Linked DNA regions of Mus musculus: regions 2 and 3 are each linked to region 1. Evidence: chromatin loops called from intact Hi-C (ENCODE). Cell type or tissue: heart. All regions are shown on one strand. Links, peaks and the distances in the headings refer to the core of each region. The heading gives the core; the rest is flanking DNA.

Region 1 (6,205 bases), core at 684-5,683:
ATGCAGTGTGTGTTTGGTGTCTGTTTCTGCTATCTGTGTATATGTCTTTGTCTGTGTAGATATAAGTGTACGGCATGTATCTTCAGGTTTCCTCGGAGGCCAGAAGCCATCAGGCTTCTTGGAGCTGATGTTATCAGGTGTGAGTGCTGGCTTATCACATTTGGGTGCTGGGTCATCAAACCTGGGTCCTTTGAAAGAGCAACAAGCTCTTGGCCACCGAGCTAGCTTATCCCTCTAGCATGATTTTATAAACATGGAGTCTAAGCCCTTTTTGAGCTGCACTCGCTGCCTAATGAAGAGTGCAGACAGGCCCACTACTTCTAAACGAGGACAGTTGTATCGGAAAAGTGTCCAGTTTTCCTAAAGATTTTCTAAGTTTGCCAACATTTTATCGCCCAAGGATGCATCTCTGACTCAGAGGCAGAGAGGAAGAAGCTAAGGGAGACAGGAGAGCTCGGTTAAGTTACCTACTTCTAAGCATAAGGTTATGGCTTTCATTTTCTTCTCTCTTTTCACTGCAGAGGACAAGAGTGTTCATTGAGGAGGAGGCCTGACTAGGGACCAGAAGCTCAAACCTCCCCACAGCTCTCTCCTCTCCTGTGATGTTGTGGAATAGAAAGCGAGCTGCCAGGGGAGTGCAGGCACTAAGGGGGCGGTGGGCAGAGAAACAGAAGGTGAGCAGACAGAGGACACAAGGAGGAGGATGGAGTGAAGGGCATGAAGGAGAGAGAGCAGAAGCCTTGGGGGGCACAGGCAAAGCCGTGCTTCAACATACCAAATGCCTCCACTTAAAAATTTGAACCTAGGACCAAGCAAGAAGCACTCTAAAAAGCTACTGCCATGTCTTCAATGCAGGGGCAAGAGAGGAGAGGAAAACCAGCTAGCAGACATGTGGAAGACAGAGAGGTCGCAGAGGCCAAACCCTACCTGTAATCATTCTGCATAGGGTGAGGAAGGCATTCCTCAGAAAGTGTGGAGTTTTGCTTGCATCCAAATTCCTGACATCAGAAACGACGCCAGAAGCCACTTTCGAGAGGCCAAGCCATTTTTTTTTCTCTGAAAGGGAAGAAAACTCTGTTTTTCTCTGGGGTCTTCCCACCCTGACTAACCTAGGTTCTCTTTCCATTCATTTAGTGGAAGAGGCTGGATAAAATGGAGGGCGAGGAGCTCCCTGCAGGGCCTGGTTAATGGGTCCCAGCAATATCCCTGGCTGTTAGGAACACACACAAACACACACACACATACATACACACACACACACACACACATACATACACACACATACACACACATACATACACACACACAGACACACACACAGACACACACACAGACAGACACACACATACATACACACAGATACACAGATACACACATACATACACACACATACATACACACACATACATACACACACACACATACACACACACACACATATACACACATACATACACACAGACACACATACATACATACATACACACACACACACATACACACACATACACACACACAGCTACTTTTTAAATCATAACATTGGGGAGAATGCCTTAGCAAGATGGTAGGGTTGAAGAGTAATGAAATCTGGATATTTCTCCGACTACAGGGAGAAGAGTCACACATCATAAATAGAACTGCCATGTTGACAGTCTGCTTGCCAAAAAAAATAAAAAATTAGACCTTGCTTTACTTTGTGTATGAAAAGAAACCTCTGGTGGATGAAAATCTAATAAAAAACCCTAAATTTTGGTATTACTTTAGATTTGAGGAGAAGTACTTCATAAAAAAAGCAAATAAAACCCTGAAAGCTATTTTTTTAAAAAAAAAAGATAGCCATATTTGATTAGATAAACATTTCAAACTCTTATATTTAAGAAAACATGTCAGTGAAGTCCAGACACGGTAGTGCATGCCTGCAATCTGCACTGTGGAGATGGAGAGAATAGAACCGGAGCTCTGTGCTATCCTTAGCTACATAGGCAGATAGGGGCCAGCCTGGGCTGAAGACCGTCTTTCCCAAACACAAGAAAATCATGGTCAGCATTGCTAGAGGTGGAGACCCAGGCTAGCACCAGGGATTTGCTTTGCTCTTTGTATTCAGACAAAAGCAGTCCCTCAAAATGTCGATAACGGATCTTACACTCTGACCTTAGCTAGACAGTGAAGTGTTCCTGCATCTGCTCCAGGATCTCACACCAGAGATCTGAGGTTCACTGGGAGGCCACACAACTACACATCCCACGGGCTCGGGATGTGACAAGGACGTGTTTCTGTATGAATTATGATTGTAACGAAGACGAGGCATGGAGCTGTTGTGATAAGATGATAACACTGGGTCTCTTTACTCAGAATACGTTTATTGGTTTATAAAGCATATAAACATTTGATGAAATCATTCCTCCTAAGAACAGAGAACAAGGACACGTAGAACACACTCACATTATACCTGACTCCTCCTCCTCCTCCTCCGTTTGAGATGAGAGAGACGGTAGGGTATATAGCTGCATATTCCATGAAAGGATTCCTTCGAGTTTCTCAAAGTCTTTAACAAAACAACAGCGGCTGCTGAAAGCCTTGTAATCTCTCTAGTGGTACATAATACTGATACAAAAGGTGGGTAGTACAAAGTTCATTATATATAATATAACGTTTTAATATATTACATTTGTTCTACATAACAGACTATAAATAGATGTGCCATAGCATGTTTAACAGTCATTGCTCCCAGCTCTTCACACTATGGTACCAAATGAAAAGAACAGTTTCTTTCTTTCTTTTTTTTTTTAACATAAGCACACAGGCAGAAACCAGTAGACATAGTTTTATAGGTTAAAATTCTAAAGGATACAGTAGATGTTATCATAACCTCGGCTAAAAAGTAATTTCGAAATCTGGCTAGTGATTATCTGGAGAGCAAACCAACCAATTAAGATTTTTCTGCCATCAGGAAGCCACAAAGCTAAAATACTGAGGACTTGGGGGCCTGACAGGAGTGGAGATAGAGGAAGAACACCAGCCTGAGCCTTTACCGCCACTTGACAGAGAACCCTCAGACACTGCCACCAGGGCAGCCACGTGGGTCTCCACCCAGCAGAAACCCTGAGTTTCTGTTCTGTTCTCACAATTCTTCGGCCCCGTCAGGAGCCTCTGCCGACGTTCCTCTCTTTTGGTGTTCTGAATTAAGGCACAGCCTGAGAGATGAGGAAGGAGCAAGCTGCATCATTTCCTTCCTGGGGCCAGGCCAGGAGACACGTAAGAGTCCGGAAGGAACTCTCATTAGGAGTAGGAAACGCCACAGGGAACTCGCCTGTAACCCGACTGTGAAGAGCACGCAAACCTTCCAAAACCAAACCCTGCCGGCCGCCTTTGCGTTTCCTGACAGGCCACAAGCCCACCTCCACCAGAGCCAGCACAATGCATCTGCAGGCTCCAACCGCTCTCCGAGCGAGCTTGCGCCTTCCTTCCTCCCAGTCCACATCCCACACTTAACACTTGGCTCATAGCCCGCATCCTCCACAAAGCCTCCAAGGTAGACAGACTCGGCCCTGGGACATCTCACCCATCCTCAACACACAAAGCATTGCCCATTCGATCCAGTTTCACAGAGGTGCCGTTGCCACTTCTTGGAGGACAGAGCCACTGTTTGAAAGTCTTTTGCTTTAACTGGTAGTGAGACCACAGCAGGGCACATTATATAGGACTTTTAAATGAATGGAAAAGAGAGTAGAGTCAACACATTCTTGGGTCATGGGCATCTTCTCTGGAAATGCCCTGAGGACAAGCTCCTTGCAGTCTGAGGTCCCTCCTCCAAAAATGAAAATCAAATGTGGCTACTTCCGGGTGGTGGAAAGAACAACACTTGAAAATCTAAGCAGCACCTCTCTCGTGATTTCCAGGAGTTGGGGGCGGAGCCGGGACAGGACCACTTCCATTTAAACAGGAGGTGAGCGCAGTGTGGTCCCTGAGTCAGCGTGAACTGCAGCATCCACCATCTTTAAAAGTCCTGCCTCGTCGCTGGAGTACACGGTGGTGTCTGTGTCATCTGAGTGATACCCAGACTGGTAGCCACTGGTCTGGTTGGAGCCTTCCGAGGCCACAGACTCCCTGCTTTTACTGGGCATCATTCCACTGTAGAAGAAACAGCAAGCGAATGAATTAAAAAGGGAAGCCGGCTCATTTGCTTTACACAGTCACCAAAGCCCGAGCTCAAGGAAGTAGAATCCCCTCCAGAGACACTAGCCCCTCTCTCTCATTCCCTAATCAGCCTCAGACAAGGTCTACTCTCAGGTACTGGCATGAGCTAGTAGTCGCAGATAAGTCCTCTTATTCGGGTCCAAGTCTTTCAAGCTTGAGACGAGATAAAAGGCCGTTCTGCTGAGGTATGCAGAGCCCCCAACCAATGGAAGAGTTTTACAGCCTTGACGATTGACAAGTTTGTCTACAGTGATAGAAGTCACAGGGTCTCTTTCATGATATTAAACGATATCGGGATGGTCTAAAAGTTCATTTGTGTTTTTCCTGTTCGGTCACCTAGGGAGCTAAGTGGTCTATAAAAGATGTTAATAAATTTGTAGAGGGGGAGAAAAAAAAAAAAAGCTAGTGTACAGTCAGGCCAGACATGTCAAAAACTGTTTTTTACTCATCCAAACCAAATTCTTTGGACAAATTGGGGGTTCAGTCACTCAGCAGCAACTGGAGAATGTTTCCAATGACATAGTAGTCATGTCAAAGCTAACAAACGTGGGCTGTGTGGACCGAAAAGCTCGGGCTTTGCCCTCGAAGGGGTCTTATTCTTATTATTCATGATAAAAGCCACAGAGAGAGTTTGTTTACTCTGTGTTCAAATACGGTTTCATGTAAGTTCAAAGAACCACAAGTATGTTTCCCCTCCCAGCCCCGCTCTTCACTTCCCACACCAAACCAGTTTGTGTCTCAAACAGAGGCATGATCCTGGCCACCTAATAGCTCTGAGTCACTATTGTTTGAGTCAATGAAAGAAGCATGTGGTTGGTGCCCATGCCTTCTTGCTGGGCCTTAAAGAAAACGGCCAAGTTTACTGTGGCTACTGTTGTTGTATAGACATCACTCAAAAGTCCATAGGGAACCCCACCTCGTACAGCAGCTCTCTGGTGTGTAGATCAAATCTTGGGTTTTCCCTACCTAGAATGAGCCTGCCAGCAAACAAATAACTACTCTTATCCCACTCTTCTTAGAAACATAAAGATTTTTTTAATATTTAAATCAGGTACATTTATTCAAAGCCTATATATACCTGTTGAGTCATAAGGAAGAATGACTCGAATAAATTTAATAGTTTTCCCCCAACTGAAAAGGCAGTGACTCAAAGAATCATATTTAAATATATGAAATAAGTGAATATGTATGTATTTATATATCATCTTTCTTAATTACAGATAAAGCCATCTAAGTACAGGTTTGACAGTCCATCAGAGTCTGCAAAGTCTTCACTCTTCAGGATCATGGTACCTGCTGACATCTTTGCAGTTTGGCCAGGGCCATAGAAGCCACAGGTCACTCTGCTGGCCCGTATCAGTCCCATAGCCTTCACAAATGTAGTCATTAGAAATTGGCCAAATACTCTAACTTGCTTCAGGGTTTTCTTCAGACTCACCAATTTCATGGCTTAGTTTATTTTACCTCTTTATCAAATTGCTAATTTGGAATATTAATGTCATCAACCTCCAAAGGCACCAGAAAAGAAACCACATCTACACTGAATGTCTTTATTATGCCCTTCCAAAAATACGTATTGAAATATTCTTCCTTAGTAGGCTGAGTCTTACCCAAAAGATGGAGATAATTTGTTCCTGTCTTCCAGAGTTTTCAGCTCTTCTGATGCAAGGACCATCCCACTGTCTGTCTGGCTGTCCTTTTTAGGAGACAGTGAAATGACACAGTGAGTGTGCACGTGACCAGCTACTTTAAACTCCTTTCTCAATCCATCTAGCTGACAATAGGACTCAATGTCATGCCAAAGAGGGAAAGGGTATGGCAGCCAGCGACTGTGCAAGCCACAAAGGAAGCAAATGCTTCGAGGAAGTAGACTTGGGCTAAGGAGAGAGGAAAGGTCAGGATGTTGGGGTCTCCTCTCTGCACGGCGACAACATTTGCACTTGAGTGAAGTTGGACACACAGTTAAGACTATCCCAAACCTTGGTCCAGGTGCCTTTCATACGGCAAA
Region 2 (6,205 bases), core at 812-5,811, 56 kb before region 1:
AATGAATTAAGTAGATACTTACTGAAGCGGGGGGGGGGGGAGATCATTTGATTCCCAAACAGAACACAGTGATACACAGTTAGAACAAGGGATCGGAGAAAGCGAAGATGACCACAGGTCTTTTCCACATCCTGAATTTGAGGACTGAAGGAACAACTTGGGGGGCATCTTTGAATGTATTTTGAAAGGTGAGCAAAAATCATTTCTAATCTATCATACAATCAAGCGGGTGAACCTGTTCTGTGTATATGTGTGCTATGGTTAATGCATAGCTAACATTCATTGCAACAGTGGGGTTTTACATATACAATGTACCAGTCCTGACTGTACAGTAGAAGGACCAATGTTCCCTAAGGAGCTCTGTCCCCGCACAGTTATAGTATGAAATATAAGCGTGGACGTACAACCCAGATTGAGAGAAGAAAAGAATTTACATAGAAGATGCAGCCCTGAGTCCCTGTGGTCCACAAGGAGATGCCCCCACAGAAAGGACATATGATAACGTATTCTTTAGGCTTATAACCTGTTCACATCAAGAGGTGACTAGTTTCTCAGTCAGAGGGTTGTTATCCATCTTTCTGTTCTGGGGACACTTGGCCTAAGTAGGTTTGGAGGCTGCTGGGAGCATGGGATTTAGGGAATAACAGGAGGCTGGACAGGCCACCCAGCTCACTTGGTGACTGCAGCCAGATAACAGGGAACCTTTTTAAAATGTTCTGGCTGTGCTGGCCAGCACAAGAAGACCAGCTTCCCTGCAGTTAACTTCCTCTCCAGTGAAGGATTCCTGTTTGCTCTGTCTCTCTGGAACTCACTTGGAAATGAAACTGAATTTGCGTTACAAACTAAGCACAAATAGGGACTGCATTTCAGGAAGGGGGAGCCACATTGGCATTTATATCAGCGCTTCCTACGAGCCTTCACGTTGTTACCAGACCCAAAAAGTCCCATGGATACTCACAGCTTCCCTGTGTCGGTCTGTGAATGGGGCCCCAGAGGCCCAGAGTGGGACTGTGGCACAGGCCAGCACCTCTGTAGAGGGCACTGTGCAGTGAAGACTCTGGGATAGGATTACACACACCTTGCCCATCGGTCAGAGAGAAGCTTGAAGCTTGAAGCTATTGTCACACCTGAAGTTTCCACTTCAGAGATGTAGGAACCCAGGATATTCTAGTTTCCATGAAAAGGAATTTTCCCCTAGCAGACAATAACACCTCTGAAGATGACTATATCTCTTTCTTTGTTTTGACTCCTAGCAAGTTCTGCGGCAAAAGAATTACTATGTTTTTCTAACTCTGGTTCCCAACCTTCCTAATGCTGCGACCCTTTAATACAGTGTTCCTCAGATTGTGGTGACCCCCCAACCATAAAATATTTTTTGTTGCTACTTTGTAACTGCAATCTTGCTGCTGTTATGTTTCATCATAATGTAAATATCTGTGAATCATAATGTAAATATCTGATAGTTTTAGGCGACTTCACATAATGGACATGTGACCCTCGACGGGGCCGTGACCCACAGGTTGAGAACTGTTGTTCTAACTGCTCAGTCATTTTGTTTCCTTGACCCCATTTTGCACTTGTTATAATTCCCTATCAGCGGTCCTCATGTTCACATTTAAATTTATATTTAATTATATATATATATCCTTTGTATTGTTTATAGCCCAAGACATGAGCTATAATAGTAAAGTGATAAGATTTTCAAAGTGTGTGGGTACTTTAGACAAAAACATTCTCCATGAATGGAACAGGTGGGAGATAGGCATGGTTTCTCTCCCTACAAGGTCCTCTTGTCCTGGACAGCCAGAACACGGTGCTGGCCCTCTGTCCTTCCCATAGTGGACTATTGAACATTTGGTTCCATCCTCACCCCTTTTGAACCCATTGCTTGACCTGGTTGAATGTTGTTGTTGTTGTTGTTTGAAATCCTGATACAAGCTACAGTCACCTGAAGAGGGAACCCTGGTTCAGAAACTGTGTCTCTCATATTGCCTGTACAATGGCCCCTGGAGCATTTTCTGGACTAATAATTCATGTGAGAGGACCCAGCCCACTGAGAGTGATGGCCTTGTAGGTGCTCCTGGGGTCATATTAAAAAGTAGCCTGACACAAAAGATCAGCCCAGCATGGCTCAAGCCCAACAGACGGCCCAGCCTCCTGACTTTCCCTAGGGTAAGCCATAGGGAGCAACCCAGTGAGGCGGTTCGTCCAGGGTCTGTGTCTCAGTTCCTGCCTCTGGGTTCCTGCCTCGGTTTCTGCCCTGACTTCCCTCAGAGATGGACTATGATGTAGAAGTGTACGCCAAGTAAACCCTTTGTTGCCCACATTGCTTTCGGATATGATGTTTGTCATAGCAATAGAAATCCTAACTTAGACATTGCTCGATGTGTAAAATCATTTTGAACATGGTAAATTCTGGGTCAGGCATTGAGTAATCACCCACCTTCTCTTGCTTAGAGGCTAATCCTGGTGGAGCATGCTCGAACGTGTCTATTCTGTGACCACCCCCGACCCCACCCCCACCCCCTACCCCACCCCACCCCACCCCCACCTAAGTAATCTGCCCAAACTACTAGAAAAACCTTTGTATATCTCCAACTTGGTCATTGCAATATGGCTTCAATACTTCACACAGAAGATAGAGACCGAGGGGGTAAACACCTAGAGATCGCCATTCCCAGGGTTGCTTACGTGAACATCTGCAAGCTCAGGGCAGGAAGCTTGTCATAGAGACAGCCTGGAGCTGGAAGGAAGGAGCATCCCTAACTCAAAGTCCTTTAGCCAGCGTCCAGGGTGCAGAGACTGGCATCTGGTGCACTTGGCTTTAGGCAGCCTAGACTCATTCAGGGTGATGGCTCTGCTTTGAAGAACCTGTGCTCAGGAAACCTGACTGTGGTTGCTTCTGCTACCTGCCAGCCTTTGGCTACTTTGGCCCTGCAGAGATATCAAAAGCATCAGAGGTGAAAGCCAGCAGGAGGGATAAGCAAATCACTGATAATCTGTAGTGGGAGCTTGGAAAACATGAGCCCTACAGACGTCACTTGACAGATAATTAGGCAGAAAAATGAACCCAGGAGGGCCTTGGACTGCTTTGGGCATGAAAAGAATGTCTCTCTTCAGTTCCACAGGGTGTGGTGAGATAGGAGGAGAGGAGAGACTGTCAGATGGTTCCTGCAAGTCTGGCCAGCTTGGTGAGCACTCTCCTGGCTGCTGGTTTGTTCTGCATGTGTGCACTTCATCTTTGCCGGGTCATAGCACCTTCACCAGGTTCCCCAGGGGTGAGGGGTTGTGTCTCTAATTTTCCCTCCTCATTCAAACGGCCACCTCAGAGACCCTGACACCACAGATTAGTCCAGCATTGTTTCAGCCCAACGGATGGCCCAGCCTCCCCACTTTCTTAAAATAACAAGAGAACATTTGCTCTCTGGAAGTCCAAGGCTGCATCCAAATTTAAAAAAGAAGAAAAAAATGGGGGAGAGGAAAGCGTTCAACAAAACTCTTGGAAGTGGGCTCCTGCAGCAACGCACAGAGGAAAACAGGAAAGCCAGCGCATATCAAAAATAGATGACTTCCTGCGTGGAGTTCCTCTCTGACCTTGTTGACTGGGGGCTGCCCATGTTGGCTGGCCTGACACTTTCAGTCTTCATGAGCGTTCACCCTGCCCAGCAGTTCTCAGGCTTAGAAATCCAGCTCTGGGTTTCAAAGTGTTTGCTTCTTGTTATTACCCCCCCAACCCCCCCTGGTCCATGAAGACTGTCAGAGAACAATTCCATGTCCCTTGCTTCATTCTTGTGTGCCAAGAAGATGCCTGTGCATTGGAGATGCTCCAGGAAACCCCAGAGTTGTGTAATGTCTATGCCCAAGGCAGTGCATCTTAGATGACAGAGGTGTCCCCCACCAACACAGTAAGAGAAGACAGAGGAAGTCAAGCCTTCCTCGCTGTGCTGAGAGAGCGCATTCACCCATGAGTGCTCCCCTAAGGAACAGCTCCCGCATGACAGCTGCTGCTGATGCTATGCTTTGGGTCCCCCGGTGAATGAATCTTCTAGTTTGGAGAAATAGACAATAAACAAAATCCCCAATCAGGAAATCAGTTGCATAGGTTGGTAAGATAGGGGGACAGGAAGGGGGAAACGAGAACTCAGTAAGAGGCTTTAGGAAGCAATTAGTATTAAATAACATTAGAGTGGGTCTAGGCAAGGAGGTGGCATTTGAACAAAGACTTCATGGAAAGGAAATAGCTAGGTAGGCATCTTGGAAAAGAGTGTGGTCAGGGAGACACACCCGCCTGCTCAAAGGCCAGGGGCAGAACCCTTATGATCAGTGAACAATAACTTTGGCATACTTCTCCTTCACCATTAGGAAAGCCTCAGACATGTTAATAGTCGCTGTCTGTGGGTAGCAGAAGGAACAGCTCTGAGCAGCAGGAGCAAAGATGAAAAGGTGAGAATTGGTCCAGTGTTGGAATTGGTGTGATCGGAGGTGAAAGGAGAGGCTAACGGATCAGAATAAAAACAAGCACTTTCCAGGATTCTGTCCCTTCCTGCCCCCCCAGGAAAGAATAAAACCTGGAATTCAAAGGGCATGCCCAAAGACAAATCACCAGGCAACAGAGAAGCCCATACATCCTGGCGACCTGCCCCCCTTGCTTCGGTCGGTGACTCCCGAAGCACTCATGGAATTTTGGCCGAGGATCACAGAACCTTCCAGCCGAATTCTTCCTTCTCGGCTGTGCTTGATCCCTAATGCCCTTCTCCATCACCTTGGCTGGGGAGTTTTCTTAATAACTTTCTGTTCAGAGCCACTTTTGAAGTGGATCCTAGCCAAGGTGAAGACTGACACCCCCCAAAGACTTCTGTGTTCTCCTATCATCAAGGCAGAAGGACTGGCATCTCCCCAAGCTTCCAAGTGAACCCCGTTGCCAAGAACCTGTAGGAAGCACTGCTAAAATCCCTCAGAAAGTGCCCTTGTTCTTGGGAAAGTGTCACTATGCCTCCTCGCTAGCCTCTGCCTCTGTCTCTAGGTCCTCTTCTTTGCTACTGCATACTGTGTGGCCTTTCCTCTAAGGCTTTGGTTTGTCCCATGGTTGGGCGTGTGTTCCTTCTGCCTCTCTCTTCACTTGGCCCATGACAACTCACCTTTCAAATTTCTTCACACCCTACATTAGTCACTTTTCTCATTGCTGTGACCTGAAAGGAGAAACCATTTGTTTTGGCTCACAGTTTCAGAGTCTCAGTCAATCATGGCAAGGAAGGCATGGAGAGTCCACAGCGCTTGGAAGCATGTGTGGGGGCTTCTCCATCTTAATGGACCAGGAGCAGAGACGTAGGTAACCTTTGAAGGCTTTCCCCTAGTGACCTGCTCCCAGGAGCCAAGCGTTGTGTCCCAAAGGTTTCATATCTTACCATAATAGCACCAATAGCCAGAGACTAAGTATTTAGACATGTGAACTTGTGAGGGACATTTCCCATTGTACTATGACACTGGTCTCCGACCTGGAGTGACCCCTATAATTCCAGAATTTACTTGGTACACACTAAGTGCTCAATAAAACCCAGCGCCTTACAAATCCATTTGATGAATAACTGAACAGAAAAAAGAAGCTAAAATTAGTAGGAAAAGAATTATCAAGAGCAAGGAGCAAAATCCCCACTAGGAAGAAAAGATTCTCACAGGATAGATAACACTGCCACTTGAGTTTTTATTTAGGACACTCTGACCTTGGTAGTGACCTGGATTCAAAAAGGAGTGTGGCTGCCTATATTAGCCTGACCTGACAATGGGGCAGTCAGAACAGCAAGGTGCAGCCAGAAGAGCCAAGAGCATAAGAAAACACAGCTTGCCTGAAGAAACCAAACTCCAAGAAGGGGGTCTCTCAGCTTCTCACTTTGTCTCCATCCACTGCAGAAGATCCAGGCCAAATCACAGAAGTCTGGTCCAAGACAGAACAGTGCAAACACTGAGAGATGGGGACAGGTCAGAGGTTGCTAGAACAAGGGCCCCAGCTCAGCCCTTCACAATATTAATAATACCAGGCGCTTTCCCCAGCTGCTGCCCAGTCCACTTTTATTAGTCCCACTGTGGTTTCCTGACTCGTTTCCATTCAGGAAGCTTGCAATAATGGTTAGCAGAGGGGCACATTGAAAAAATAAAAGTTCTCCCTCTTTTAACTTTTCCATCTCCTTTAATTCCACAGCCCATCCTT
Region 3 (6,205 bases), core at 455-5,454, 93 kb after region 1:
TCCCATGATGGCGAAGCCTGAGTGGGGTCAGGAAGCAGCACACCGCCTCTGTTTTTATTCCCGGTGTGGAAATTTTCTAATTATAGGTCACACCGAGAGTTTCCATTCTCCCCCACAGCCCTTCACCTTGTTTATGTAACTTAATAAGCAAAGACTCAGAGCCTTTCTTTAAAAGACTTAAACTAGGGAGCTTTTAATGAGGAATCAAACTCATTCTCTTATCTTTCTGACTAGTTAATAGCTGCCTGTTATCTGCTTTGTCTGCAGCCGAAATGACAATCTCCTTTCTGCTTAGAGTTTTACAGTCTGATTACGCCCTGCGTTTCCTGTGCCAGCCGTCAAAAGCAAACACACACACACACACACACACACACACACACACACACACCAAATAGAGCTCTTCCAACCTTCATAGAAGATAGGATACATCACAGAACCAAGAAATAAGCGTTATAGAGTTAAGATAGGTAAATCATGGTGCCAGTTTAATAAAGGAGCCCATTAAGAGAAAACACAGAGGTTTCAGACCGTTGCTATTCTTTGGAGAAGGCAAACTATGGGCTAAAAGTTTTTAAGAGTTGTATTCAAGTTGTGTAAGCAAGTCTTCCCTAAATCAGCTGCCTAAAGAGAAGGCTGTGTCATCTTCACCTGGAATCCACCAGAAATGGACTCAAGAACAGAATCTTTGGGGCAAGCTTCAGCAGTAGCAACAATGGAACCTAGAGAAAGCATGAAAAGTTCGTTTGTGGCAGATACTTCCTATATAGCTAAGACCGGCCTCAACTGTGAGATCACCAGGCCTCAGACTCCAAAATGCTGGGGACTACAACCTTACACCACCACGCCCACCTCTCAGTACCTTTACTATAAAAGGTAAAGCCACATTTATTAAGCCATCTTTTTGGTTTTGTTTTTATTTTTTTTAAGCCAGGAAAAAGCTATGGAAGAAATCAGCTGATCTTCTCTGCCAGGGTGTGTGAAGAGAATTCTCTTTTACAGATCAGCTGAACAATGAAACCTACTGAGGAAATGTTAAAAAAAAAATGTAGAATTTTAGCAAAGGCCCCCAACCCTGAGGATTGGCACTGATATTGAACTACTATAAAATAAACTGCTTGATTATCCTCTAGGGTCTGAGGAATGTATCTACGCGAAGGGAAATTAATTTAAGAAGCAGCCTGCCAAGTGGGCTCGGGGAAGGTGTTTTCTCTTCAGGAAGCTTTAGCTGGAGCCCTGAAGCAGGAAGGCAGGATTCAGAAAGAAACCAGCAGATCCCAGAGACTCAATGGGCTTCGTGCAGCAGACACACCATAGCTTCCTTCTCCATGTGGGGAAGAGTAGTTGAGGGGCCGTGGGGGCACGGAATGAATGCCATTGGACCATCCTTATCGCCATTATCTGGAAATTCCCAAGCACCGTTCACTTAGGGGACATTTGAGACTTAGACATTCTCCAGGCCGTGGGTTTCTTGACATCTTTTAAATTTCTGTTCCATTTTGATATGTGGGAAAGCCATACTACAGGGTCTCAGCTGGACTTCAGGATGTTCTTCCATGTGGAGATATAACAGAGAAAACCATCTGGTGTAGGAAGTGCCCGTCTAGTTTAAAGCCTTTATGATTCTATGAAAGATATATACTGTTATTATTAATTGGTATAAATATCTCCTGTACATGGATAGCTCTCATCAGCATTTATACCTACTATATTATTATACTTTATTCTTCCTGAGCATCACACCTGCTTTCTCTCCTTCTCAACACCCTTCCCCCAAGCCCTTTATAAAGCCCATTCTCTTAGGACCTAATCTAAGAATTCATCCAGGTCTGACATATATACCTCTGGGTGATTTACTAAAGCAAATTGTAAGAAACTTGCTAAGCTCCTAGAAAATTAATCAAGAAAATATTCAGGCTCATGAGGGGGAGGGAGGAGATAATGAGATTGCTAACCTACAGGTAAAAAGTAAACACCGTGCTCTTTAACACCTCAACAAGTGGCTGAGGTCCCCTGAGCCAGTTGAACCATTGCCCTGAGACCACAGCACACTAATGGAGACTCCAGGTCCACCACCAGCTCACACCATGTTTCTAGGCAAATTAGGTAAAAAAAAAAAAAAAAACAAAAAACAAAAAACAAAAACTCTTTCCTTGAGGAACTTCCATTTTTCACCTACTAACAACAACAACAAAAAATCATTATAATATAGTAGTAACGTTTAAAGGAAACCTATTTCTCTGGGGCAGGAGAGATGGGAGATGGTTCAGCAGCTAAGAGCACACATTTCTCTTGAAAAGGATCTCAGTTCAAATCCCAGCACCCATATTAGGCGACTTACAACTGCCTGTGACTCTAGTTCCAAAGGACCCAATGCCACCTTCTGGACTCTGTGGGTACCTGCACTCACATTCCCACACACGGATACACACATGTGCACATAATTCATATTAAATAAATAAGTAATACAATCTTTTAAAAGATATTTAACCTTCTGCTCAGGCTAACATTCCATGTAAGTATATATGAATAGGTTATGTCTGTGATGGAAATTATGCTCTGTGGACAGCCCTTTGTTCGGTCCATAACTTCCCCAGTGGTACTCACACCCGGATCATCTCTTGGATTTGTGGCTCTCAACACAAATTCAGAGAAGCTCTGACTTCCGTGCATGGCATCTAGATCAGCTCCAGGCACATGGTATGTTTTCCATAGTCGTTGAATGAATGAATGAATGAATGAATGAATGAACTAACCAATGGAATACTTCCTTAGCCTAAGAATCTACTGCAAATTCCTGACCTCATGTACAACAGGCTTTATGTTAGACATTTGTACACATTCCCTTGACCACTCAATTCTACCATAGTTACTCTTTGCCAAGTCATTTTTGAAGTCCTTCAACTGGTAACTTGCAAACCTGACAGGTCTGTCCTGCCCCAGGGGCTGCTATATCCATTATGAACACAGGACTTCCTGTATGGCCAGTCCAAGGGAGAAAAGGCACAAAAGGCCCATAATCAAATTCCCTTTTTTGCCTGCAGAGACAAAGTTATTCTCTGTATTCAGCCTAGACATGTAAAGAGATCTGTATTGACAGAGAAAACCAGGGATTTTTGTTGTTGTTGATGATGGTTGGTGTGTTTTTGTGTTTGCTTTTTTGTTTTGTCTTGTCACCTGTGAAGGTAACCCCAAGACTTACAACATCGTCTGAAGTGTCCCAGCCACTAGATGGCACCGAAGCTCAAATGTCACAGCACTGTAGAACACTTCAGCCATGTCTTAAAGAAGATAATAATACCAACAATAGCCAAGGCATCACTAAGCACTTGCTAAGTTCCAGGAGCTCTTCCAACATCAGTATGCACACCATTCTCTTGAATCGTTACAGCCCCTCGAGGTAGGTCCTGTAACACATCTATCTACTTTACAAAGAAGCTGAGCCTGACTGGCAAGTGTCTTAGCCAGGATCACACAGGTGCAAAGAGGCAGAGCAGAGACTGCTAACCCAAGTCAGCAGGGTGTGAGGGATGTTGGACTCCCCAGCCCAACATCCCTCACACCCTGCTGTTTCCTCCTCCAGAAACACTGACCTCTGACCTCGGTGTGCACATGAGCCGTGGCCACCACGGATTATTTTTGAAACCCCACAGTATGGAAAAATCCTCTCTCTGAGGGGAACAAATGAAACTCTCTTCAGGCCACTAGAGCACATTAGGCGCAAGCCAAGATTTATCTGTTCTCATATTTACTCAAGGGCGCAGCCTCCAAAGAACTCACCCTGGTGGTAAAGACCTGGATTACCGCCTATCCAATTTGGCTGCAGTATCATGTGGTGGAGGGTGCCCCAGGAAAAGCAGGAGACCTGGTTCTCCTTATTCATCCCAGGATGTAGACTATTTCTTGGCTTCTTGAGGGCCTGGGACTATATTTGCTAAAAAAAATAAAGACCAGTGGGATAAGGATATACTGCCAAAAATAGATACATTAAATAGAGAATAATGTGTGCTTTCCTCTTTCCAAGATGTGTGTGTGTATCTGTGTGTGTGTGTGTGTGTGTGTGTGTGTGTGTGTGTGTGTGTGTGTGTGTATCTGTGCGTGTGTATCAGGTGTTCACCTGCTGTTGTCGCTCAATGATGCGGTATTTTATGCTCTTCCCGGCTTTAAAACTAAGTAACTGCTTTGATCTTCCTGGTTCTTTTCTTTTATAACCAAAGCCTCTTTCCAAAGAACCATTTTTAAAACCCACATCTCACCAGAGCTGCTCTTCCTGGAAGCAACCATTCGCCCCATTATCAGTTCCTAACATAGTGTGAGGTCTTTCTCCACTCACATTCAACTGGCATCTTCTGCCTCAACAACTCCCGCTCAGCCCCCTCCTTCACCCTGAATAGACAGAGCAGATTCCAACCTCTAACTACCTTCATCTTTCTGTCTGCATATCTCTCTGCACCTGTTGGGACTCCACTGTCACCATCAGAACCTCTGGCCTTTCTAGGCTTCCTGACATCCTTTAGAAAATGATTCCCCCAGAATCTCACAGCAGAGAGATGAGAACATCACCTAAATCAGACTTCTCAGTCCTTCTCATCTTAAACTTTGCAGCCTGAAAGACATCTGACCCTATAGTGTTGGGATTGACTCTTCCCTGAATTCCTTAGTCTGAAGAATAATTACTGCCAGCCCCTAACACAACCTGGGCACACAACTCAGGCAGAGAAAGGAAATACTGGGATAAAGTGTGGAGCAGAGACTGAAGGAAAGGCCATCCAGAGACTGCCCCACCTGGGGATCCAGCCCAAACCCAAACACTATTGTGGATGCCAAAAAGTGCTTGCTGGCAGGTGCCCGATATGCTGTCTCCTGAGAGGCTCTGCCAGAGCCTGACAAATACAGAGGCAGATACTCACAGCCAATCACTGGACTGAGCACAGGGACCCCAATGGAGGAGTTAGAGAAAGGACTGAAGGAGCTGAAGGGGTTTGCAACCCCATGGGAAGAACAATAATATCAACTAACCAGTACCCCTGAGAGCTCCCAGGAACTAAACCACCAACCAAAGAGTATACATGGAGGGGCCCATGGCTACAGCCACAGCAGAGGGTGGCCTTGTCTGGCATCAATGGGAGGAGAAGCCCTTGGTCCTGGGACTCGATGCCCCAGTGTAGGAGAATGCCAGGGCAGGGAGGCAGGAGTGGGTGGCTGGGTGAGGGGAGCACCCTATAGAAGCAGGGGGATGGGATAGGGGACTTGTGGAGGGGAAAACTGAAAAGGGGATATTGAAATGTAAATATATAAAATACTCAATAAAAATTAAAAAAGAAAGAAAGATAGCAAGCAAAGGGCCCTATCATAAGAAGACCAAGGGCTATCGGGGCTTGAGAGTCCATGAAGATCCAGAGATTCCCAGCTTTGCCCTGCTTTTTACCTCTCTGCTGAAAAGTTGGGCCTCTGACAGCTGTCACTGTGGAATCCCAAACTAGCCTGTGACAAACAATGGGAAGTGTGACAGTTCCCCTGCTTAGGGTTTTGTGTGTGTGTGTGTTTTTCTTTCACAGGAAAAGCTTGACTGTGGCTGAATCTATGTTTAGACTGTTGTCTTTTGTGTTTGGTTTAGTAAACTGCATTTCAAGGCCCCCAGGATGTAAGCTATACTCATTACCTGCTCAATTTCCCCTCCAATAAGATTTTCACATCAGAATGATAAAGGACGAAGCCAAGCCCTGTGGAGTGTTCCTCAGTTCATGGAAACCGGAAGGGAGCCCAGCCATCTTCCTGATTGAAGAGCCTATCCACATAAAATAAAGCCAAACACGGGTTTCTTATCTGCCATGAAAATACGGTACTTTCCTTTTCTGTAAATTTGAGAACAATTTGAATCAAGGGAGAGGGGAAGGATCAAAGAAAGAGAAAGGAGGCTGACAGCTGGGGGGCCCTGTTTACCTACTCTGCCCTCCTCTCCCTGCAAGGAGTGAGCTAGTTGCAGCCTCAGCAGTAGTCAGAATTGTGAGGAAAGTGTTAGCCATTCTGAGTACTTGGTTAGGGCCTCCTGGTAAGAGTGAAATGAACAGCTCCCAATAAAGGCTAACAGAGAGAGCATCATGCACTGGTATAAATCATGACAGGAAGCCATTTCTCAGCAAGGGGTGCTCAGGAGTGCCTTCCCTCCACAGCCCAGCTACCCAGTGTTGTAAGAAGAACTCATCTC

What was found. A loop is a pair of places that touch in the nucleus more often than their neighbours do. Peaks named below come from ENCODE experiments on the same cell type or tissue, not always from the same donor. Only the 100,000 strongest peaks of a DNase experiment are listed, where the experiment ranks them.
Region 2: it touches region 1 in a loop (5-fold over the local background); 6 of 42 quality-filtered maps call a loop at or near these places.
Region 3: a loop joins it to region 1, with 2.4 times the contacts of the local background. A loop is called at or near these places in 2 of 42 quality-filtered maps.

Annotation. Positions count from the first base shown.
Region 1 is chr5:75,930,488-75,936,692 of GRCm38, forward strand. Kdr (kinase insert domain protein receptor) reads right to left here. Exons shown (of 30, transcript NM_010612.3): 29 at 5,808-5,893; 30 at 2,340-4,131. The coding sequence ends at 3,936. Among named protein-coding and RNA genes, the nearest start is that of Gm32727, 44 kb to the right of the region's middle. In heart, for the core only: no CTCF peak of the experiment used is centred there; DNase peaks (open chromatin) are centred at 3,274 and 3,914; H3K27ac peaks cover 1,533 bases.
Region 2 is chr5:75,873,870-75,880,074 of GRCm38, forward strand. No RefSeq gene overlaps it. Among named protein-coding and RNA genes, the nearest start is that of Gm32727, 100 kb to the right of the region's middle. In heart, for the core only: no CTCF peak of the experiment used is centred there; DNase peaks (open chromatin) are centred at 3,222, 3,562 and 4,742; H3K27ac peaks cover 1,707 bases.
Region 3 is chr5:76,023,238-76,029,442 of GRCm38, forward strand. No RefSeq gene overlaps it. Among named protein-coding and RNA genes, the nearest start is that of Gm32780, 17 kb to the right of the region's middle. In heart, for the core only: CTCF peaks have their summits at 2,387 (motif pointing left) and 3,219 (motif pointing right); no DNase peak of the experiment used is centred there; H3K27ac peaks cover 632 bases.